Regions from separate parts of the Homo sapiens genome. Here region 2 is linked to region 1. Evidence: chromatin loops called from intact Hi-C (ENCODE). Cell type or tissue: CD4-positive, alpha-beta T cell. All regions are shown on one strand. Links, peaks and the distances in the headings refer to the core of each region. The heading gives the core; the rest is flanking DNA.

Evidence for each region. Peaks named below come from ENCODE experiments on the same cell type or tissue, not always from the same donor. Only the 100,000 strongest peaks of a DNase experiment are listed, where the experiment ranks them.
Region 2: it touches region 1 in a loop (3-fold over the local background); 4 of 110 quality-filtered maps call a loop at or near these places.

What each region holds. Positions count from the first base shown.
Region 1 is chr6:30,620,684-30,630,602 of GRCh38, forward strand. MRPS18B (mitochondrial ribosomal protein S18B) reads left to right here. Exons shown (of 7, transcript NM_014046.4): 5 at 2,149-2,215; 6 at 4,200-4,259; 7 at 4,819-5,709. The coding sequence ends at 5,114. ATAT1 (alpha tubulin acetyltransferase 1) reads left to right here and starts at 6,191. Exons shown (of 13, transcript NM_001413067.1): 1 at 6,191-6,309; 2 at 6,777-6,837; 3 at 6,953-7,044; 4 at 7,168-7,228; 5 at 7,349-7,462; 6 at 7,646-7,747. The coding sequence starts at 6,203. RefSeq lists an enhancer at 6,029-6,323. In CD4-positive, alpha-beta T cell, for the core only: a CTCF peak has its summit at 6,037; a DNase peak (open chromatin) is centred at 6,158; H3K4me3 peaks cover 1,180 bases; H3K27ac peaks cover 1,583 bases.
Region 2 is chr6:30,899,993-30,913,084 of GRCh38, forward strand. GTF2H4 (general transcription factor IIH subunit 4) reads left to right here and starts at 8,215. Exons shown (of 14, transcript NM_001517.5): 1 at 8,215-8,411; 2 at 9,042-9,181; 3 at 9,443-9,547; 4 at 9,940-10,071; 5 at 10,673-10,769; 6 at 10,861-10,949; 7 at 11,166-11,277; 8 at 11,439-11,507; 9 at 11,692-11,775; 10 at 12,022-12,154; 11 at 12,336-12,466. The coding sequence starts at 9,045. DDR1 (discoidin domain receptor tyrosine kinase 1) reads left to right here. Exons shown (of 18, transcript NM_001297654.2): 18 at 1-164. In CD4-positive, alpha-beta T cell, for the core only: no CTCF peak of the experiment used is centred there; a DNase peak (open chromatin) is centred at 8,099; H3K4me3 peaks cover 1,601 bases.

The DNA of each region.
Region 1 (9,919 bases), core at 1,920-9,919:
CTCAGCCTCCCAAGTAGCTGTAACTACAGGCTTGTGCCACCAAGCCCAGCTATTTTTTGTATTTTTAGTAGAGACAGAGTTTCACCATATTGGCCAGGCTGGTCTCAAACTCCTGACCTTGTGACCCACCCGCCTCGGCCTCCCAAAATGCTGGGATTACAGGTGTGAGCCACCACACCCAGCCAGCGAAATGGCTATTTCTAGTGGGAGAGCCAATATCCAAAGATTCGTTTGTATTCATTACAGTTATTACCAAATATATTGGCCCACTTTCTTCCTGAGGTTTTCTTTATTTCCTTGTCAATGTTCAGTGCCATGCTGGCACCTGGGGCTGGAGGGCAGGTATATGAAGCAAGATAGAGTCCATTATTTTTCAAAAAGCCTTCAATATGTGAGAAGGACAGGATTTGCTCCTTAAAGAATTTGAAAACATATTGGCTGGGTGCGGCGGCCCATGCCTGTAATGCTAGCACTTTGGGAGGCCCAGGCAGGTGCTTCACCTGAGGTCAGGAGTTTGAGACCAGCCTGGCCAACGTGGTGAAACCCTGTCTCTACTAAAAATACAAAAATTAGCCAGGCATGGTGGCAGGCGCCTATAATCCCAGCTACTTGGGAGGCTGAGGCAGGAGAATTGCTTGAACCCGGGAGGCGGAGGTTGCAGTGAGCTGAGATTGCACCACTGCACTCCAGCCTGGGCGAAAGAGTGAAACTCCTCAAAGAAAAACAAAACAAAAAGAATTTGAAAACATTATATCAATAAAACAGATAATGGGAAAGTGTTCTTCTGAGCTTGCAGCAAAAGTATTAGAGCAGAAGCTATATGGCTGATCATCAGGGAAGTAGTAGAGCATTTGGATAACAGTCAGAAAATGGGGGTATTTGACTGCAATAAGAACCCTTCTAACACAGGTTATTTAGGAGTCCCATAGATAATTTCCCAGTTTCAATTGCATATAATTGGTTATAAAAAGAGATTATGGCCAGGTGCGGTGGCTCATGCTTGTAATCCCAGCACTTTGGGAGGCCAAGGTGAGTGGATCACTTGAGGTCAGGAGTTTGAGACCAGCCTGGCCAACAAGGTGAAACGCCGTCTCTACTAAAAATACAAAAAAAATTAGCTGGGTGTGATGGCGGGCGCCTGTAGTCCCAGCTTCTCAGGAGGCTGAGGCAGGAGAATCACTGGAACCTGGGAGATGGAGGTTACAGTGAACCAAGATTGCACCACTGCACTCCAGCCTGAGCAGCAGAGCGAGACTCCGTCTCAAAAACAAAACAAAACAGAGATTATAATTAATTACATAACTGAGAGAGAGAAATGTTACAAATTTAGTAGCATGGGTGATTCTGCTTGCATTCTACTCTACAATGTACCTGCTTTTTTTTCAAGAGTCTCATTTCCTAGTTAATTTGCTGAGAGAGAGTTCTATGTAAATTGTAAAATTATTCTTAGTATATAAATTATATTCAGCATACTATTAAATACATTAGTTGTTTATACATACACATTACAATATCATTTTTTGGGTGATTTCTGGGATTTCCAATGACCAGCCCCAGTTTTTCACCTAAAGGCTGACGTTAGAACTTAACCTCTGCAGCCCAGGCGCGGTGGCTCATGCCTGTAATCCCAGCACTTTCTGAGGCCAAGGTGGGTGTATCACTAGGTCAGGAGTTCAAGGCCAGCTTGGCCAAGATGGTGAAACCGCATCTCTACTAAAGATACAAAATAATTAGCCAGGTGTGGTGGCAGGCGCCTGTAACCCCAGCTACTCGGGAGGCTAAGGCAGAGAATTGCTTGAACCTGGGAGGCGGAGGTTGTGGTGAGCTGAGATCGCGCCACTGCACTCCAGCCTGGGCAACACAGGGAGACTCTGTCTCAAAAAAAAAAAAAAAAAAAAAAAAAAGAACTTAACCTCTGCATAAGAGATTTCTATGGGAGCACAGTGACAGAATATGGGATGTGCAAGGATGGATTCAGTGAATTGATGAAGCCAAACTGGGACATGAAGGAGGATGGCATCTGGAGAGCTGTAGAGGGGTGAAGGTGGTCCATGTGGGTGTGTAGGGATTGTGTACTTTCGATGTCCAAAGATCCTGCTGCTCTCCCTGCCTCTTTTCCTCACGTTTCTCTACCACTTTCCCCCACAGAACGTGAAGCTCTTGGAGCAATTTGTCTGCGCCCACACGGGTATCATCTTCTATGCTCCATACACAGGTTAGCCCATCATCCCTGCACCACCAGAGAGCTTTTCCTTGTGGCATGCCTTGTTTATGTAGTTGGCCAATAGGTATTTGTTCAGTGGCTCCTGCTTATAGCCTAAAAGGTCTGGCTGAACCTTTTGGAAATCTTGGCTTGCTGGGGGCTAAAGTAATTAAATGTGGACAAAAGAAAACAACAAATACAGCCAGGCGTGGTGGCTCATGCCTGTAATCCCAGCACTTTGGGAGGCCGAGGCGGCTGGATCACCTGAGGTTGGGAGTTCGAGACCAGCCTGACCAACATGGAGAAACCCTGTGGTGATGCATGCCTGTAATCCCAGCTACTCAGGAGGCGGAGGCAGGAGAGTCGCTTGAACCCAGGAGGCACAGGTTGTGGTGAGCCAACATTGCGCCATTGCACTCCAGCCTGGGCATCAAGTGAAGCTCCATCTCAAAAAAAAAAAAGGAAAAAGAAAAAAACAAGTACTTCTGTAAGCAAACTATCTAAATGTAGTTTTTAATTGATAAACAGTGATTAATTCCTTTCTATAGGGTCTTTTAACTTTTACAAAAGACTTCTCACAAATTGTCACATAAGTTATTTTATATCATTGTCAATTGGATTAGATTTTCCAAACTTGGAATCGTAAATTTAACAATTCAGAATTATATTTATTCCCTAACTACAGTCACAGGGCAAATCTGGCCCACTGTCACGTCCATTTGTTTTCATATTTTCTGCAATTGCTTCCATGCTACAATGGCAGAGTTGAGTAGCTGAGACAGAGACCACAGGACCTGCAGAGTTTAAAATATTTACTATATGACTCTAGACAGAAAAATTTTGCTAACCCCTGCTCTGAAGCAAGACAAATTTGCAGAGAATAATTTTTTGTTGTTTTTTTTTTTTGAGACGAAGTTTCACTCTTGTTGCCCAGGCTGGAGTGCAATGGTGCAATCTTGCCTCACCACAACCTCTGCCTCCCAAGTTCAAGTGATTCTCCTGCCTCAGCCCCCTGAGTAGCTGGGATTGCAGGCACATGCCACCATGTCCGGCAAATAGAGATGGGGTTTCTCCATGTTGGTCAGGCTGGTCTCGAACTCCGGATCTCAGGTGATCCAGCTGCCTTGGCCTTCCAAAGTGCTGGGATGACAGGCATGAGCCACCGTGCCCGGCAGAGACTAATCTTTGTTTTTGTTTTTTTTGGGGGGGTGTGGGTGGGGGGATGAAATCTCATTTACTCTGTCACCCAAGGCTGGAGTGCAGTGGCATGATCTTGGCTCACTGCCGTCTCCACCTCCTGGGTTCAAGCAGTTCTCCTGCCTCAGCCTCCCAAGTAGCTGGGATTACAGGCACGTGCCACTGTGCCTGGCTAATTTTTTTTGTATTTTTAGTAGAGACAGGGTTTCACCATTTTGGCCAGTCTGGTCTTGAACTCCTGACCTCAAGTGATCCTCCCACCTAAGCCTCCCAAAATGCTGGGATTATAGGCATGAGCCACCGTGCCTGGCCTTGCAGAGAATAATCTGAATTCACCATTGTTGGGGGTGGCAGTACAATCAGTGTTCAGTTTGTCAAGAGTTTCTTATAGTCAAGCTGTAAAGGCTGAAGGGACTATTATTGTTACTCTCTCAGATTGCCTTCCCCAACTCTGAAATCTCTTTTCCCTTTATTGAATCTTTGTGGATTGTTCAACTCAACCCTCTAATTAACCACACTTGCCCATTAAATTGTGTTCTCCCTGTCTTGGAGGTTTTACCATTAAATGGCTTCTCTATAGTGGCTAGACCCTCCTAAATCTTTATCCCAGCTCTCCAAAAGATGGGGGAGATTCTTTCCTTTGGGCAGATGGGGAAACTGAGGTCCATGGAGGGGTCAGGGGAAAGGGGTCATTAGGTAAAGCCAATCCTTCCCAATCTACCCCTCTGTCACCATATGGAAGCAGTTGTGTTCTATTATTTACTGTGCCTTAAAGAACAAGATATTTTTCTCCCCACAGGAGTCTGTGTGAAGCAGCACAAGCGGTTGACCCAGGCCATCCAGAAAGCCAGGGATCATGGTGAGCATGAGACGGGGCACACAGCAGTTTTGTTTAGGTATAAGGAAGATGACTTAGGGCTAGAAAATGGATATAAATGCTCACACCTGTTCAAGATGGTAGCACCCAGCATGTTCTTCCTGACGTTACATTGTCCCCTGTCCTTTCTCCTGAGTGTCTTACTTTATCATTGTCCTGTCTCCTTGTTCTTTGTCTTTCCATCCTTTTCCCTCCTATTTTACAACTGCTGGTCTCAATGCCTTAGGAAGTTCTTTATATAAATGTCTGGCCCTGGACTACATGGCACTGCTGCATAAGTTAGTAAAAAGTATACCCCTCTGCTAGGGCAGATGCAGCTTCATAGTCCTTGTTCAGCACTGCACAGCTTTGTAAGCAAGAGCCCCAGCAGTATGTCAGCCCACACTTGCCCTCTGGGCCGGTCACCTGTTTGCAGTATACAACATGCATAAATGTACCTGGTGGCTCTGACTGGTCCTTCCCTTTATAATCCTTTTTCTTACTTCATCTAAACCACCCTCCTCATTGCCTCTTAAATTTCTTTTCTTTTTTAATCCCTTAGGTCTCCTCATTTACCACATCCCCCAGGTTGAACCACGGGACCTTGACTTCAGTACCTCTCATGGGGCTGTGAGTGCTACTCCGCCAGCCCCCACCCTGGTCTCAGGTGACCCCTGGTACCCATGGTACAACTGGAAACAGCCACCGGAGAGAGAACTGTCTCGCCTTCGCCGGCTTTACCAGGGTCATCTCCAAGAAGAGAGTGGCCCCCCACCTGAGTCAATGCCCAAGATGCCCCCTAGAACACCAGCGGAAGCCTCCTCCACTGGGCAGACAGGCCCTCAGAGTGCTCTGTAGGAGCTGTAGACTGGGAAGAGAGGCCAGGCGTGGTGGCTCACTCCTGTAATCCCAGCACTTTGGGAAGCCAAGGTGGGCTGATCACTTGATCCCAGGAGTTTGAGACCAGCCTGGGCACCATGGTGAAACCTCGTCTTTACCAAAAAATACAAAAATTAGCTGGGTGTGGTGGTGCACACCTGTAGTCTCAACTATTGGGGAGGCTAAGGTAGGATCACTTGATCCCAGGAGGCGGAGGTTGCAGTGAGTTGCAGTCACACCCCTGCACTCCAGCCTGGGTGACAGCTAGACCCTGTCTCAAAAAAAAAAAAAAAGACTGGGAAGAGAGCTAGAGGGACTAGGAGATAATGTGTATGTAGGTTTATGTGATGGGATATCACCCTGAAGAGTTGTGTCTTTTGTGGCCAGTGACAAATCCAGGAAATGAATGTTGCTGATAGGGATAAATCTTGAGGCTGAGGGCGGGTGGTACAGATGTGTATGGGAAACCCCAACCCCTATATATTGTAAATAGATGGGCTGGGCTAAACATTGTTGCCGTTTCATACTTCTACCAACTCAGCTTTTACACAATAAAGCTCTACTGTCTCTGGTTTGCTTTGGGCTGTTTCCGATGAATGCCATTAGCGGGGGGTGGGCTGAGTGATGGTCTTTTCATATAAGCAATTGGGTGATGCTGTGGGGAGATAAGTGGTCAGGCTTAAGCCAGCCTTGCCTGTGACGCCTGGGACTAGAAGCCGGGGATGGGCAGCTGTGCCACTCTGTCAAGATGCCTTGTGGGCCCCCACTCCACAGCATGGCCCACTGTTCACTGAGGGGATAAAAGGTTGGACAGTGAGACACTGGGCCAAGGAAGACTACGTTGCCATGGCACTCACTGCCGTGGGATGCAGGGATGGAAAGGAGTGGCACTGCTAGGGGCACAGCTGGTTTGGCAAGAAAAACGGGGGCCCTGTCAGTTGCCAGGACGCTAGGGGGCAAGGTCTACAGGCGGGGCTCCTGGAAATAAAGACTCCGAGAGGCGGTGCGGCGAGAGGAGGGGCGGAAGTGACGTCGTGTGGGGCGGGTCCGACCGCGCACAATGGGCCATGGAGTTCCCGTTCGATGTGGACGCGCTGTTCCCGGAGCGGATCACGGTGCTGGACCAGCACCTGAGGCCCCCAGCCCGCCGACCCGGAACCACAACGCCGGCCCGGTGACAGCTCAAACCCACCCTCTGGCCCTTTTCTCCCGGTTCCTCTCCAAACCTGGTCCAGGCACCACGCCCCCTTCTCACTGACTAGTGATCGCCCCTTTTGATGTCCAGGCCTGCCTTTTTGGTGACCTCTGACCCTGGGCCTAGTGGGATTGATCAGCGCTTGGATCTGTGACCTTTCACCCCGGGCCCAAAATGTCCCAATCAAAGGATGTGGTTGACCTGGCCTTTCTGCTTCCTCACAATAACCTTAAGGGAGGAGGGAGTGTGCCACCTTGAAAGGTGTGACAGAAGTTTGGGTTTCAGAAGGGTGGGGTGGGAAATCAGATTGGAAGACTCCCAGGCAAAGGCAGGGAGCCTTCAGTGTTAAACCTGGGTTGGAGTTGTGGCCCAGGTTCCCAGGACTGACTGCCTAGGACCCGCTAATTTAGTGAGTATCTGACTCTTTATTTCTTCTCTTTCTCTAGTGTTGATCTACAGCAGCAAATTATGACCATTATAGATGAACTGGGCAAGGCTTCTGCCAAGGTACTGGAGAGTTTTTAGATGGAGTAAAGGGAGGACCTCTGTGGGGATGGTATATAAGGGAGGCCTGGGTCCTTCGGAGAGACTTGCAGAAAGTCTGACTTAATCTTCCCTGCAGGCCCAGAATCTTTCCGCTCCTATCACTAGTGCATCAAGGATGCAGAGTAACCGCCATGTTGTTTATATTCTCAAAGACAGTTCAGCCCGACCGTGAGTGCCACATGCTCTTCCATCCCATACTTAATTCCTTCCTTCCTCAGCCCTTCCCCCATCTTTGACTATCTCTTGCAGATAGATACCACTAGCCTGTTCATTATTTTCCCCGTCCTACAGGGCTGGAAAAGGAGCCATTATTGGTTTCATCAAAGTTGGATACAAGAAGCTCTTTGTACTGGTGAGTGTTATTGGATGCTAGGAGTTCGTATACCTTGGTTTCTGAGAACAAAAGTGCTGGAGGTTAGGGGGCAGCAGAGATGCCGGGGTTCCTAAAACATTTTTATTGTTTCTCTCTTAGGATGATCGTGAGGCTCATAATGAGGTAGAACCACTTTGCATCCTGGACTTTTACATCCATGAGTCTGTGCAACGCCATGGCCATGGGCGAGAACTCTTCCAGTATATGTTGCAGGTATCACTGACCTCTTCACTGGTTCATCCAAACTAGGGGCTCCTTTGCCCTGAGCCCTTCCAGAAGCCCTGCCTCCCACCCCCCATGTTCCCATGTCATTCTATTCCCTTCCCAGGCTTCTGGCTTCCTGTTGGCATGCTTTCCCCATACTTCCTCCTACCCTGAGTCTCCTTTTCCCTGCAGAAGGAGCGAGTGGAACCGCACCAACTGGCAATTGACCGACCCTCACAGAAGCTGCTGAAATTCCTGAATAAGCACTACAATCTGGAGACCACAGTCCCACAGGTTAGAGGTTTCAGAGAATAGATCCCCACTGAGCATTCCCATTGAATTTATTTGTTATTTATGGCAAAGAAGTAGTGACTTATTTCCTATCACATAGGTTTCATTTTCTACAACCAGGCTCTTTCTTTCTCTTGTGGTACCATCTCTCATCCTGTAGTGACTTCTTTCTCATCTATTTTGATTTTTTTTTTTGAGATGGAGTCTCGCCATGCTGCCCAGGCTGGAGTACAGTGGCGCAATCTCAGCTCACTGCAACCTCCACTTCCTGGTTTCAAGCGATTCTCCTGCTTCAGCCTCCTGAGTAGCTGGGACTACAGGCACCCACCACCACACCCAGCTAATTTTTATATCTTTAGTGGAGACGGAGTTACACCATACTGGCCAGGCTGGTCTCAAACTCCTGACCTTGTGATCTGCCCGCCTTGGCCTCCCAAAATGCTGGGATTACAGGTGTGAGCCACCGCATCTGACTTTTTTTTTTTTTTTTTCAAAGCAGAGTCTCCTGCTGTTGCCCAAGCTGGAGTGCTATGGCAGGATCTTGGCTCACTGCAGCCCAACCTTCTGGGCTCAAGCGATACTCCTCCCTTAGCCTCCTGAGTAGCTGAGACTACAGGCATGCACCACCATGCCTGGCTAATTTTTTATTTTTTGTAGAGATGAGGTCTCACTATGTTGCACTGGGTGGTCTTGAACTCCTGGCTCAAGAGATCCACCTGCCTCAGCCTCCCAAAGTGCTGGGATTATAGGCGTGAGCCACTGTACCCAGACTTATTTTGATTCTTTACCACAAGTTGTTTCCTACACCTAATTTTTCTTTTTTTTTTTTTTTGTGAGATGTAGCCTTGCTCCATCGTCCAGGCTGGATTGCAGTGGCACGATCACAGCTCACTGCAACCTCTGCCTCCGGGGTTCAAGTGATTCTTGTGCCTCAGCCTCCTGAGTAGTAGGGATTACAGGCATGCACCATCATGCCCAGCTAATTTTTGTATTTTTAGTAGAGATGGAGTTTCACCATGTTGGACAGACTGGTCCTGAACTCATGGCCTCAAGTGATGTGCCCACCTCAGCCTCCCAAAAGTGCTGGGATTACAGGTGTGAGCCACCGCACACAACCCTTATGCCTAATTTTTTTTTGAGACAGAGTCGCTCTGTCACCCAGGCTGGAGTGCAGTGGCACGATCTCAGCTCACTGCAAGCTCCGCCTCCCAGGTTCACGGCATTCTCCTGCCTCAGCCTCCCGAGTAGCTGGGACTACAGGTGCCCACCACCATACCCAGCTAATTTTTTGTATTTTTAGTAGAGATGGGGTTTCACCGTGTTAGCCAGGATGGTCTAGATCTCCTGACCTTGTGATCTGCCCGCCTCGGCCTCCCAAAGTGCTGGGATTACAGGCGTGAGCCACCGTGCCCGACCCCTTATGACTAATTTTCAACCCAAACATAGCCAGCTCATTTTCACCTCCTTGTTTTCACATAGTTCATTACTCATCTGGTCAGTCAGTATTTATTAAGGGTCCAGAATAATATGCATTCCCTGTCCTCATGGAGCTTTGGCCTAATATAGGGAAGGAAGTCTTGTTTATAACTAAGTGCAGCAAAATGTTACTAATGCTACCCATTCATCCAATAAACATTGAGTGCCTGGCAGTGTTCTGGGCACTAGGAATGGTTTACTCAATGAAACAGACAACAGCCTGGGCAACATAGCGAAACTCTGTCTCTACAAAAAATACAAAAAAAAATTAGCCAGGCGTGGTGGCACGAGCCTGTAGTCCCAGCTACTTGGGAGGCTGAAATGGGAGAATCGCTTGAGCCTGGGAGGCAGAGGTTGCAGTGAGCCAAGATCGCGCCACTGCATTATAGCCTGGGCAACAGAGAGAGACCCTGTCTCCAAAAATGAAAACAAAAACAGAAAAAAAGGCCAGGTGCGGTGCGGTGGCCCATGCCCGTAATCCCAGCACTTTGGGAGGCTGACGTGGGCGAATCACTTGAGGTCAGGAGTTTGAGACCAGCCTGGTCAACATGGTAAAACCCCGTCTCTATTAAAAATACAAAAATTAGCGGGGCATGATGGTGGGTACCTGTAATCCCAGCTACCCAGGAGGCTGAGGCAGGAGAATCACTTGAACCCGGGAGGCAGAGGTTGCAGTGAACCAAGATTGCACCACTGCAC
Region 2 (13,092 bases), core at 5,028-13,027, 280 kb after region 1:
ACATCTCTAGTGTAGCTGCCACATTGATTTTTCTATAATCACTTGGGGTTTGTACATTTTTGGGGGGAGAGACACAGATTTTTACACTAATATATGGACCTAGCTTGAGGCAATTTTAATCCCCTGCACTAGGCAGGTAATAATAAAGGTTGAGTTTTCCACAACTGTGTGAGTGGGTTCCTTGGGAATTTGGTAACTCTGCCTCCTGCACCTCCCTCTGAACCCACTTCCCAACCCACTTCCCATCTTCCTTTTTTCCTGCCTCCTCATTCCATTTCCCATCACCTGTTTTGCCCAGCATTGTGTTCTGTTTCTGGATAATCCAGGCCTTTGCCTGTGGGACCTCAGGAGATGCATGAATGTCTGAGTGCATGAACCTTCTCAACTCAGAGGGGTGCTCTGGTGGAGGCCTGGAAGGAATGCAGTCAGGCCAGGGGTGCTGAACCTTTTTTGTGCCATAAACGCCTTTGGCAGTCTGTAGAGGTCTACTGAGTCCTCCTCAGAATTAGGTTTTAAAACCTATAAAATGGACCAGGCATAGTGGCTCACCCCTGTAATCCCAGCACTTTGGGAGGCTGAGGTGGGTAGATCACTTGAGGCCAGGAGTTCGAGACCAACCTGGCCAACATAGCAAAACCCCATCTCTACTAAAGATACAAAAATTAGCAGGGTGTGGTGGCATGCGCCTGTAATCTCAGCTATTCAGGAGGCTGAGGCAGGAGAATTGCTTAGAACCCGGGAGGTGGGGGTTGCAGTGAGCTGAGATCACACAACTGTGCTCCAGCCTGGGCAACAGAGTGAGACTGTCTCAAAAACAGAACAACAACAACAACAAAACCCATAAAATGTATAGGATTATAAGGGAAACCAATGGAAACAGTTTACCAAAATGCTAAAAAATTATGAAACTAATGTGCTTCTTTTTCATGTATTTAATAACAAGATCTAAAAACAGGTGTAATAAACTGACATTTTCCAAATACTAATGAGCATAAGCCATATTTGAGATTTCTACAACAGTCACAGTGAGACATAAAAGTAGCTGTGGTGTCAATTAGTGACAAGTCACAGGTACTGCTAATACTACTGGTGGTTTTACCCATATTCATAATTGGAGGAAATGCTAAACTTCTATTAGAGGTTAGTAAAAGGTGTAATTTCTTTTTCTTGCCCAAATTCTAGAACCCATCTGGCTCCCCAGGGTCTGGAAATCCCAGGGGAGAATCCCTGGGTTATGCTGATCAAGTGTGCAAATGCCCCACTGGGGGTAGGGGATAGGTTGTTGGAATGGAAACCAGAACCAGAAACCAGAATCAAGAGCCTCAGTTATCTCAGAGGCTTGGAAGGATGAGCTGCAACCACCAAGAGAACAATTAAAGGGTTCAAATTTGGTTGGAAAGAAAAAATCGGCCAGTGGGGTGGCTCATGCCCTGTAATCTCAACACTATGGAAAGCTGAGGTAGGAGGATTTCTTGAGCCTAGGAGTTTGGAACCAGCCTAGGCAACATAGCACACTCTGGCCCCCATTTATACATATATATATAAAACTAGCTGGGCTTAGTGGTGTGCACCAGCAACTCAGGAGGCCAAGGTGGGAGGATAACTTGAGCCCAGGAGGTTGAGGCTGCAGTGAGCCATGATTGCATCACTTCACTCCAGCCTGGGTGACAGAGCAAGACCCTGTCTCAAAAAGAAAATTAAAAGTCAGTTGCAGGGATGGGACAAGGCAGACCCATCTTGATGGCCATTCATGTGAAATAAAAACCCTGGGGTTTTGGTTGATGATATTCACAAAATGAGCCAATTGGATAATGAGGATCACAGTAAAGATAAATCAATGTGAAGTTGAATTAATAGGCCCTTGGGGCCTAGGTCCCGAATCTAATAGTCCTGCTAAAACTTACACAGGTCAAACCACTGTGCACTATGATTTAAGTTGTGTACCGATAGGTTAGAGTTTAGAGGCCAGATCCCAGAATAATGAGCGATGGAAGCCACGGCAGTGAGCCTGATAACCCAAATCTCTGAGCTGTCTTTCAAGCAGAAACACCTGGAGTTAATTTTTTTTTTTTTTTTTTTTTGAGACCTGGTCTCGCTCTGTCACCCAGGCTGGAGTGCCGTGGCGCAATCTCAGCTCACTGCAACCTCCGCCTCCTGGGTTCAAGCGATTCTTCTGCCTCAGCCTCCCACATAGCTGGGATTACAGGTGTGCACCACCATGCCCAGCTAATTTTTTTGTATTTTTAGTAGAGACGGGGTCTCACCATATTGGCCAGGCTGGTCTCAAACTCCTGACCTCGTGATCCGCCCACCTTGGCCTCCCAAGGTGCTGGGATTACAGGCGTGAGCCACCGTGCCCAGCCCCACCTGCAGTTAATTTAAAAGTCAGGCCCTGCTTGTCCAAACCTGCTTCTCCTCCACAGTCTACTGACTCAGTGAATGGCAGCATCATCCACTTAGCTGCACAAGCCGCACAAGGTGGCATCCCCGAGCTCCTTCTCCCTTACCTTCCACCTCTCAAGTCCAGTCCAGCACAAAACGCTGTTGATTTTGCCTCCCAAATCTCCCTGGAACTTGTCATCTCTGTCTCCATCGCCCTCCTGGCACATGCTGCCTCCATCTTGCCTGGACTCCTGCAGTGGTCTCCCAGCTGTCACCCAGATCTGCCTCTGCTCCTCTCTGGGTTGTTTTCCACCCTGCAACCACAGTTATCTTTAAAACACACAAATCTGACCCTAATCCTTCATTTCAAATCCAGCAGTGACTTTTCATTAATCTTAAAATGAAGAACAAAATCCTTCTGGCCAAGGTTGGCCCCCACATACCTCTCCAGCGTCCTCCCCCACCCGCTTGCTTTCCTCTGTGGGCCACTGGCCTTCTTTCAGATTCACCCAATGGGCCACAGTACTTCCTGCCACGTGGCCTTCGTGGCATGCTGTTCCCTCACCTGGAACAATGTTCCCTGCAGTCTGTGCCTTATTAACTCCTGCTTGTCCTTCAGCAGTCTTTCCTGACTTCCCCAACCAGGTCAAATTCCCTACTGATAATCTCAGAGGACATGAATCTCTTCTTTGTGGCACTTACTACGTGTGTAATTTTACATATCTTTTTATACCTGCCCCTCCCACCAAACTATAAGTTGCACAAGGGCAAAATCTTGGAACACAGGGCTCAATATTGGTTGAAAGAAAGAATTGTAGCAAATATCTGATAGACTAACATAGATTCTATGTAGTTACAGAACTAGAACTAGGATTAATAAGTGAAAGTTACAATAATGATGATAATATATTACTGAGCACCCACTATATACCAGGTATTGAAATTACGACATATTATATCTTACTTAATACAACAATATATGAAGTAGTTAAAATTACTTTGCACAGAGAAGAAAATTCTGTTAGGTTAAGCAGCTTGCCCAAAGTAGCAGTCAGTCAACAGTAAAGCCTGTGGGAAGTGGGTCTGTGGGCTCCTGGCTCTCTGTTCCTTTTTTTTTTTTTTTTTTTTTTTGAGACAAAGTCTTGCTCTGTCACCCAGGCTGGAGTTCAGTGGCACTATCTCCGCTCACTGCAACCTCCGCCTTCTGGGTTGAAGCGATTCTCCTGCCTCAGCCTCCTGAGTAGCTGGGATTACAGGCACCTGCCACCATGCCCGGCTAATTTTTGTATTTTTAGTAGAGACTGGGTTTCACCATGTTGGCCAGGCTGGTCTTGAACTCCTGATGTCTTGATCCACCCTCCTCGGTCTCCCAAAGTGCTGGGATTACAGGTGTGAGCCACCACGCCTGGCCCTGGCTCTCTGTTCTTTCTCTCCAGGATGCTGCCTGAGAGGAGGAGGTCATGAGCTCCCTATCACAGGAATTTTCTTTTTTGAACTACCATGCCCACTAACATGCTGGCCAACACGGTGAAACCCTGTCTGTACTAAAAATACAAAAAAAAATTAGCCAGGCATGGTGGTTCACGCCTGTAATCCCAACTACTCGGAAGGCTGAGGCACAAGAATCGCTTGAATCTGGGAGACAGAGATTGCAGTGAGCCAAGATTGTGCCACTGCATTTGACCTGGGTGACACTGTAAGACTCTGTCCCCTCACCCCCTCCAAAAGAGGTGTGCCTATTTCAATTTTTTTTTTTTTTTTTTTTTTTTTTTTTTTTTTTTAATTTGAGACAGACTCTCATTTTGTTGCCCAGTCTGGAGTGCAATGGTGTGATCTCAGCTCACTGCAACCTCCACCTCCAGGGCTCAAACAACCCTCCTGCCTCAGCCTCTCAAGTAGCTGGGCCTACAGGCATGCACCCTCATGCCCAGCTAATTTTTTTATTTTTTGTAGAGACAGGGTTTCACCATGTTGCCCAGGCTGGTCTCAAACTTCGGGGCTCAAGTGATCTGCCTGGCTTGGCCTCCCTTCAAAGTGCTGAGATTACAGGCATGAGCTACTGGACCCGGCCTCAATTTTCAGCAAAAGTGTATGAGTATGCTCCTATACCCTGGTCAACATTGAGGTTGTCAATCCTTAATTTCTTTTTTGCTGAACTTTTATATTTTAATTTTATTTATGTATTTATTTTGAGATAGAGTCTTGCTCTGTTGCCCAGGCTGGAGTGCAGTGGTGTGATCTCGGCTTACTGCAACCTCAGCCTACTGGGTTCAAGTGATTCTCCTGCCTCAGCCTCCCAAGTAGCTGGGATTACAGGCGCCCGCCACCATGTCTGGCTAATTTTTGTATTTTCAGTAGAGACGGGGTTTCACCCGCTCAGGCTAGTCTCGAACTTCTGACCTCAAGTGATCCACCCGCCTCGGCCTCCCAAAGTGTTGAGATTATAGGTGTGAGCCACTGCCTCCGGCCGATTTATTTATTTTTATTTTTATTTATTTATTTATTTTGAGATGGAGTTTCACTCTTGCCCAGGCTGGAGTGCAATGGTGTGGTCTCAGCTCACTGCAACCTCTGCCTCCCGGGTTCAAGTGATTCTCCTGCCTCAGCCTCCCAAGTAGCTGGGATTACAGGCGCCCGTCACCATGCCAGCTAATTTTTGTGTTTTTAGTAGAGACAAGGTTTCTACTAAAATGTTGACCAGGCTAGTCTGGAACTCCTGACCTCAGGTGATCCACCCACCTTGACCTCCCAAAGTGCTGGCATTACAGGTGTGAGCCATGGCGCCTGGCCTATATATTTATTTTTAAGAGACAGTCTAATTCTGCGGCCAGGCTGGAGTGCAGTGGTGTAACTGTAGCTCACTACAGCCTTGAACTGCTGGACTCAACCGATCTTCCTACCTCAGCCTCCTGAGTAGCTAGGACTTCAGGTGTGTGCATACCGAGCTAATTTCTTTTTCTCTTTTCTTTTCTTTTCTTTTCTTTTTTTTTTTTTTTTTTTTTTTTGAGACAGGGTCTCACTGTATAGCTCAGGCTGGAGTGCAGTGGCATGATCACAGCTCAGTGTAGCCTTGACCTCCTGGGTCCAAACAATCCTCCTGCCTCAGCCTCCTGAGTAGCTGGGACCACAGAACCAGGCCTGGCTAATTTTTTGAATTTTTTTTTTTTTTTTTTGAGACAAAGTCTCGCTCTTGTCCCCCAGGCTGGAGTGCAATGGTACGATCTCAGCTCACTACAAACTCCACCTCCCGGGTTCAAGCGATTCTCCTGCCTCAGCCTCCCGAGTAGCTGGGCTTATAGGCGCCTGCCACCACGCCCGGCTAATTTTTGTATTTTTAGGAGAGACGGGTTTCACCATGTTGGCCAGGCTGGTCTCGAACTCCTGATCTCGGGTGATCCACCCACCTCGGCCTCCCAAAGTGTCGGGATTACAGGCGTGAGCCACCGTGCCCAGCCAATTTTTTGATTTTTGAAACATTTCTGATATTCTGTTTAACTTTCTTTTTGCTTTGGCCAATCTTTCTTTCTCTTTCCTTCTTTCCCCCTCCCTAACCCTCCCTTCCTCTCCCCTCCCCAATTCTCCCCTCTCCAGTTCTCCCCTGTCCTCTCCTCTCTTCCCCTCTCCTTTTGGGACAGGGTCTCACACTGTTGCTCAGGCTGGAGTGCAGTGGTGCTATCATTGCTCACTGCAGCCTCAATCTCCTGGGCCCAAGTGATCCTTCTACCTCAGCCTCTTGAGCAGCTGGGACCGCAGGAGAGCACACCACTACACCTAGCTAATTTTTGTTTTGTTTTGTTTTTGTAGCGATAGAGTTTCTGTATAATGCCCAGGCTGGTCTGGAACTCCTGAGCTAAAATGATCCACCTTCTTTGGCCTCCCAAAGTGTTGGGATTACAGGCCTGAGCCACCCCGCCAGGCCTCTTTCTTTTCTTTTTCTTTTCTTCTTCTTTTTTTTTTTTTAAGCTGCTCCTTGCTGAGCAGGGCTAACTAGTAAGCAGTGGTCTGTCCCAATCTTTCTATTATGTTTCTTTTTCTTATTGCTTTGTAACAGCTTTTTGTATTTTGTTTATTTCATCAACCATTTCTTCCTAGATTGTAAATTGTCTTTCAACCTTACCTAAAGTTTGCCATAAAGAAGCTCTGTCAATTTTTAGCTTTTCTTTGAAGATTTTAAAACATTAATTGCTAAAAAGACAGGGACAACAGAAAACATGGGTGGGCTACAAAGTATAAAAAGTCTTGCATAGTCATTACCATTTTGATCCCTGGTTGCTTGCAAATGTGCTTCAAATCCCAGCTTGGGCACTTCCTGTCTGATTGTAGGGATTTTTTTTTTAATTTTTTTTTTTTTAGAGATGGGCATCTCAGGTTGGGCTCAGTGGCTCATGCCTGTAATCCCAACACTTTGGGAAGCTGAGGCAGGTGGGTCACCTGAGGTCAGGAGTTTGAGACTAGCCTGGCCAACATGTTGAAACCCTATCTCTACTAAAAATACCAGAATTAGCCGGGCGTGGTGGCACACACCTGTAGTCCCAGCTACTTGGGAGGCTGAGGTAAGAGAATCGCTTGAACCCGGGAGGCTGAGGTTGCCGTGAGCTGAGATCATGCAACTGCACTCCAGCCTGGGTGACAGAGTGAGAGACTCCGTTTCAAAAAAAAAAAAAAAAGAGAGAGAGAAATGGGGGTCTCCCTCTGTCACCCAGGCTGGTGCGATCATAGCTCACTGTAGCCTCAAACTCCTAGTCTCAAGCGATCCTCCTGCCTCAGCCTCCCAAGTAGCTGGGGGTCACAGCTCTGAGCCACCTCGCCAGGCTGCAGGCAAATTTCTTAATCTTGCCGGGCTCCAGTCTTCCAGTCTATAAGGTGGGAATAACAAAATTTGCATATAGGAATTTGGGGAAACGTGTAGTTCTGGGTTTGGGTGAAGACCTCCACTTTTGTAGTAGGTTCATAAATCAAATCAGAGCAAATAGTTGGTGTCTTAAAAACTGTATTTATCTGGGTCTTCTAAGTAAACGGTTTGAGGAGTGGTGGAGGCAGAAATTAAGATTTACTGAGTACTTAGGGTCAAGTAAGGTGCACTGGATCGTGTTAATCGTTAACTCGTGGAAACCGCCCAGAGTGTGTACGCTTTCTTTCTTTTCTTTCCTTTTCTTTTTTTTTGAGACGGAGTTTCACTCTTGTCGCCCAGGCTGGCGTGTAATGGCATGGTCCTGGCTCACTGCAACTCCGCCTCCAGGGTTCAAGCGATTCACCTGCCTCAGCCTCCAGAGTAGCTGGGATTACAGGTGCCCACCACCACGCCCGGCTAATTTTTGTATTTTTAGTAAAGACGGGGGTTTCACCATGTTGGCCAGGATGGTCTCGAACTCCTGACCTCGGGTGATTCGCCGCCTCGGCCTCCCAAAGTGCTAGGATTACAGGCGTGAGTCACCGCGCCCGGCCTGGAGTGTGTATTATCCCAATTTTATGGGGAGTAATTGTGCTCACTCGGCTCACCACCAAGTCGCCAGAGCGCGCCTCCGCAAGGAAGCCCTCCAGGCACTTCTACTTTCCCGGACCCGCCTCCCGCTCCAGCCGGTTACACGCGCCGTTAGCAGCGTGGGCGGAGTTGGTTCTGCCTTCGCGGAACCAACTGGTCCAGCTTCTGGTGTCTCCCCTCGCTCAATTAAAAGCCAGCTCCTCTCCTTTCGGCTTCCCCACGGTGCCTTTCGGGATTTGTAGTCAGACGCGCTTCAGCCGGCTCTAAGGAGAGCAAAGGCAAGACTCCAATTCCCAGCATCCCCCGCGCCCGGAGAGTGCAGCGTCTATTCTCATCCTCTTCACTTTTCCACTCCTCCCCTTACCTCCCTTCTCTTCTGAATTCTCCATTCTGGGCTCTTGCCTGTGAAATCTTTCTTTGCTTTCCCCATCTTTTCCTCGCATTTTTTCACCATCTTTCCCTCAATCTCCAGGAGCCAATGCGAGACTTTGGCTCCGATTAAGCGACGGCCCGAGACTCGGGGTGCGCGAGGAGGATCGACAGAGTGGTGAGGGGACCTAGGAGGGCGGGAGTGGCAGAGGTATGAGAGAGAGAGAGGTGAGTGGGAGGCGAAGAGTGAGAGGAAGGCAGGGAGAAGCTAGGAGATCGGAAGGCGTGGGTCAGGGTGAATGACGTGAAGTAGACTTGGGAAGGGAAAAGAGGTGGCTTTAGATTTGGGAAGCATGGAGGGGAGAGGTTACCGCCGTACTTAGCAGAAGTGGGCTAAGAGATAGAAGATAGGAAGGACGGGCAGATTTGGAGCTTGTAGACTGGTCTGACCAGGATGGGATGGAAGAGAGAGGTGTGGGCTCAATTTTCTTTGTCCCTGTTTAGCCAAAGATGAGACAAGTCATTGAAATACAAAATGATCTTGCAAACACTGGACAGTTAACAATTCTGTCACTTGGTAATTGAGGGAAGACTGGAGTTGAAGGGCAGAAATAGGGTGAGGAGGCAAGAAAGGGAGGGAGATTGGTCAGGTTTGGGAGAAACCAGAGGAGATGAGTGACATGGGAAAGGAGACCACAGAAAAGGTGGGGTTATTGTGGGGACTGATGGATCTGGAATCAGTTAGAAAGGTCAGGGGTGACACTGGCATGGATGGTGAGGTTGCACTTCTGACGTTTGCATTCCTCAGGTGATGGAGAGCACCCCTTCAAGGGGACTGAACCGAGTACACCTACAATGCAGGAATCTGCAGGAATTCTTAGGGGGCCTGAGCCCTGGGGTATTGGACCGATTGTATGGGCACCCTGCCACATGTCTGGCTGTCTTCAGGTGAGAAGCCCCTTCATGGCAGGGAAATGTAATGGGGTCTGCGGAGTGGAATAAAATATCATAGGTAAAAGTGTAGCAGCCTGGAGTCGGGGTGGGGACTGGGGGCAAGGGTTGGAAATTGCTCTAAAGTGTGGAGGCCAAAACAGCAGGACTGGTAAAGTTGTGCTGGAGTGAGATGAGATGTTTGAGAGGTAATTGAGGGCAGAGATGCAGATACAATGCAGCTTCTGATACTAACCTTTGACCTCTGTTCCTGTACAGGGAGCTCCCATCCTTGGCTAAGAACTGGGTGATGCGGATGCTCTTTCTGGAGCAGCCTTTGCCACAGGCTGCTGTAGCTCTGTGGGTAAAGAAGGAATTCAGCAAGTAAGTCTCAGCCAGATACAAATTTCTCAACAGCTACATTTCCCAAACTGCTGTTCCTTGGAGCACTTCCAGGAAGTGTTAATAGATATATCACAAAACTTAAAAATAAATACATTTGGGAAACTCTGCATATTGCCTTTTCCCTTTTATTTATTTCCCAGCTGAGATCTTGCTTTCAAATGTATCTTCCCTCTTAAAGAGTTATGTGTGATATCTGTAATGAGGCTCTGATAAGTAATGCAGTAAAGAATTTGTCTTAGGAAGATACTAATTTCACTCTGTGGAACAGTGTTCCAAGGGTCAGCAAGTTCAGAACAGGCAGAGATGGTGGCTTTTATGGGCCTCCTTTTTGTTTTCCAAATACCCTACTCACCTCTCTGCTTCTGTTCCAGGGCTCAGGAGGAAAGTACAGGGCTGCTGAGCGGCCTCCGGATCTGGCACACACAGCTGCTCCCAGGCGGGCTCCAGGGCCTCATCCTCAACCCCATTTTCCGCCAGAACCTCCGCATTGCCCTTCTGGGTGGGTATGTCACTTCTCTCTCTTCCTAAGCTAGGGCAGGGGAACTGCTGCTTATTAAACCACTAATTAAACTTTGGGAGGGGGAGCTCCTGGGGGCCTCCCCAGAACCTTGTGGTCTCCACGTTGGGAACTCCTTTAGGAGTAAGTTGGACCAGATGTAGTGTGTGGTGTAGGAAATGTCCCCCACTCATGGCCCCTGAGGATAAGGGTGGAAAGATGGCAGAGGGCAGCAAGGAACACAGACAGGGTTCCTTACTCTTTTTTTGTTGTTCTGTTTTGTTTGTTTTTGAGACAGAGTCTCACTCTGTCACCAAGGCCAGAGTGCAGTGGTGTAATCTTGACTCACGGCAGCCTCTACCTCCTGGGTTCAAGTGATTCTCCTGCCTCAGCCTCCTGAGTAGCTGGGATTACAGGCACCCACCACGACGCCAGGCTAATTTTTTGTATTTTTAGTAGAGATGGGGTTTCGCCATGTTGGCCAGGCTGGTCTTGAACTCCTGACCTCAAGTGATCCGCCCATCTCGGCCTCCCAAAGTACAGGGATTACAGGTGTGAGCCACTGCGCCTGGCCAGGGTTCCTTACTCTTGGCCCATCCTGGCCGTAGGGGGAAGGCCTGGTCTGATGACACAAGTCAGCTGGGACCAGACAAGCATGCCCGGGACGTTCCCTCCCTTGACAAGTACGCCGAGGAGCGATGGGAGGTAAGCACTTGGGAGTGTGTGTGTCTCTGCTTGTGCTTCTACTTCCCATGGCCCTTGGGGCATGGTCTCCCTGTTCTCTTCTGTTCTTCAGGTGGTCTTGCACTTCATGGTGGGCTCCCCCAGTGCAGCTGTCAGCCAGGACTTGGCTCAGCTCCTCAGCCAGGCTGGGCTCATGAAGAGGTGAGGAAGCCGGAGGTACAGCAGCTCTCTGCTGTGCCATCTCCTTGGGTCCCTAAGAAATGGTATCTGGGGCTAGTCAAGATCAGAGGACATTAGCTGGAAAAGGCAAGCTGAGTAGAATATAGCCAGAGATACCAAGAAAAAACGTGAGTGGACAAGTGGGGATAGTAGTCTTTCTCTGCATATCACCATCATTGTCCTGGTCTTTGTCTCTAGTACTGAACCTGGAGAGCCGCCCTGCATTACTTCCGCTGGCTTCCAGTTCCTGTTGCTGGACACCCCGGCTCAGCTCTGGTACTTTATGTTGCAGTATTTGCAGACAGCCCAGGTGAGGAGGCAGGGCCACTTAACCAGCATGCTCTGCTCCTCTCAGGTCTCACTGAGAGACTCCTGCCTACAGACTGTTCCCTGATTTTCTCTTCTCTGTCCCTTTCTTCCCATTGTCTCCCTCCCATCCCTCCTCCTTTGTCTCTGCCTCTTTCTCCCTAGAGCCGGGGCATGGACCTGGTAGAGATTCTCTCCTTCCTCTTCCAGCTCAGCTTCTCTACTCTGGGCAAGGTAAGCAGGGGGCTGAAAGGTATAGAGATGGGAAGGGGAAAGCAAGTTGTGGGGCAGTAGAGTAGACTGAGAAGATAAGAATGAAAACAGAACGAACAGAGATGGAGAAAGAAAGAATGAATGTATGGGGTTGGGGGTGGGTGGGTTGTGTTTTGGACCCCAGCTGGAAACCTCTGTTCCTCAGGATTACTCTGTGGAAGGTATGAGTGATTCTCTGTTGAACTTCCTGCAACATCTGCGTGAGTTTGGGCTTGTTTTCCAGAGGAAGGTATGAGCGCCTAGATAAGTGGCTTCCAGGGAAGAAACAGGGTGGTGTGTTGCCTTTGCCTTTAAAAAGGAGTGGGGTCTTGGGGCAGTAGCAGGAAGCAGTTGCCAGAACTGAATACTTGGGTCTCTCGGGGGAGAGAAGTTGGGGGTTGAGGTTCTGCATCTTGGGAGGGATCTGATATTTCAGGCAGGAAGATGTAAGGCAGTGACTTCTGAGACAAGGCATCTGCCTTTCTATTCTTTTCAGAGGAAATCTCGGCGTTACTACCCCACACGCCTGGCCATCAATCTCTCATCAGGTGTCTCTGGAGCTGGGGGCACTGTGCATCAGCCAGGTTTCATTGTCGTGGAAACCAATTACCGACTGTATGCCTACACGGGTGAGGCGGGACAGAGGGCCCCTGGAAGAGGAGGTTGGGGGTGAGGGAATGCCAGTTTATGTTCGTGTTTACCTGGCAGTCTACAGAGCTCTCTGACATTTCTCATGACACTTGAAAGAAGGGCTTGAGGGAGTCTGGGTGTGGGGGTGGCCTCCTCATCCTCTTTCTATCCCTGGCTCAGAGTCGGAGCTGCAGATTGCCCTCATTGCCCTCTTCTCTGAGATGCTCTATCGGTTCCCCAACATGGTGGTGGCGCAGGTGACCCGGGAGAGTGTGCAGCAGGCAATCGCCAGTGGCATCACAGCCCAGCAGGTATTCCCACTTGGGAGAGGTGGAGCAGGAAGACAGGCTGCACTTGGGCTGCGGGGGACAGGGGTCACATTATGGAAGGCTAGCTCTGAGTCTGTTATAATAGGTGGTGGTGAGTTGTCTGTGTTTGAAGAGAAATGAAGGCTTTGGGTGTGAGAATAGGTAGACCCTTGAGGGGAAAAAAACATGGAGGGAGGAGGTATAGATCTGGATTTGTGCCTCGGCACTGCCACATCCTAACTGCGTAAACTAGACATAGTTGTTTTGCCTCTGTGAGCCTCAGTTTCCTCATCTAGTAAATGACAGTTCTTACCTCAGGGTTGCCGGGATAATTCATTGGAAGAATAGGGGCAAAGCATTGAGCTCAGCACCTGTCATGCAATAAATGCTAAAAAAAGAAAATAGTAGCTGCTGCTATTTTAAAGAAAGAAAAACAAAACATTACTGGAAAGGGCGAATGTGCCAGAAAAGGAATATCCCACGTTGCTGGGAGCAGCAACGTGGGATAACAGCTGAACTGGGATGGGTGGAGTTGATGACAGGAGTTATGAGTTTTTAGAATAAGCTGATGTTCCAGTGACATTAGGTGACAGCTCAGATGGCTTTCCTGCCTTCTTGCTGGAGCCCTC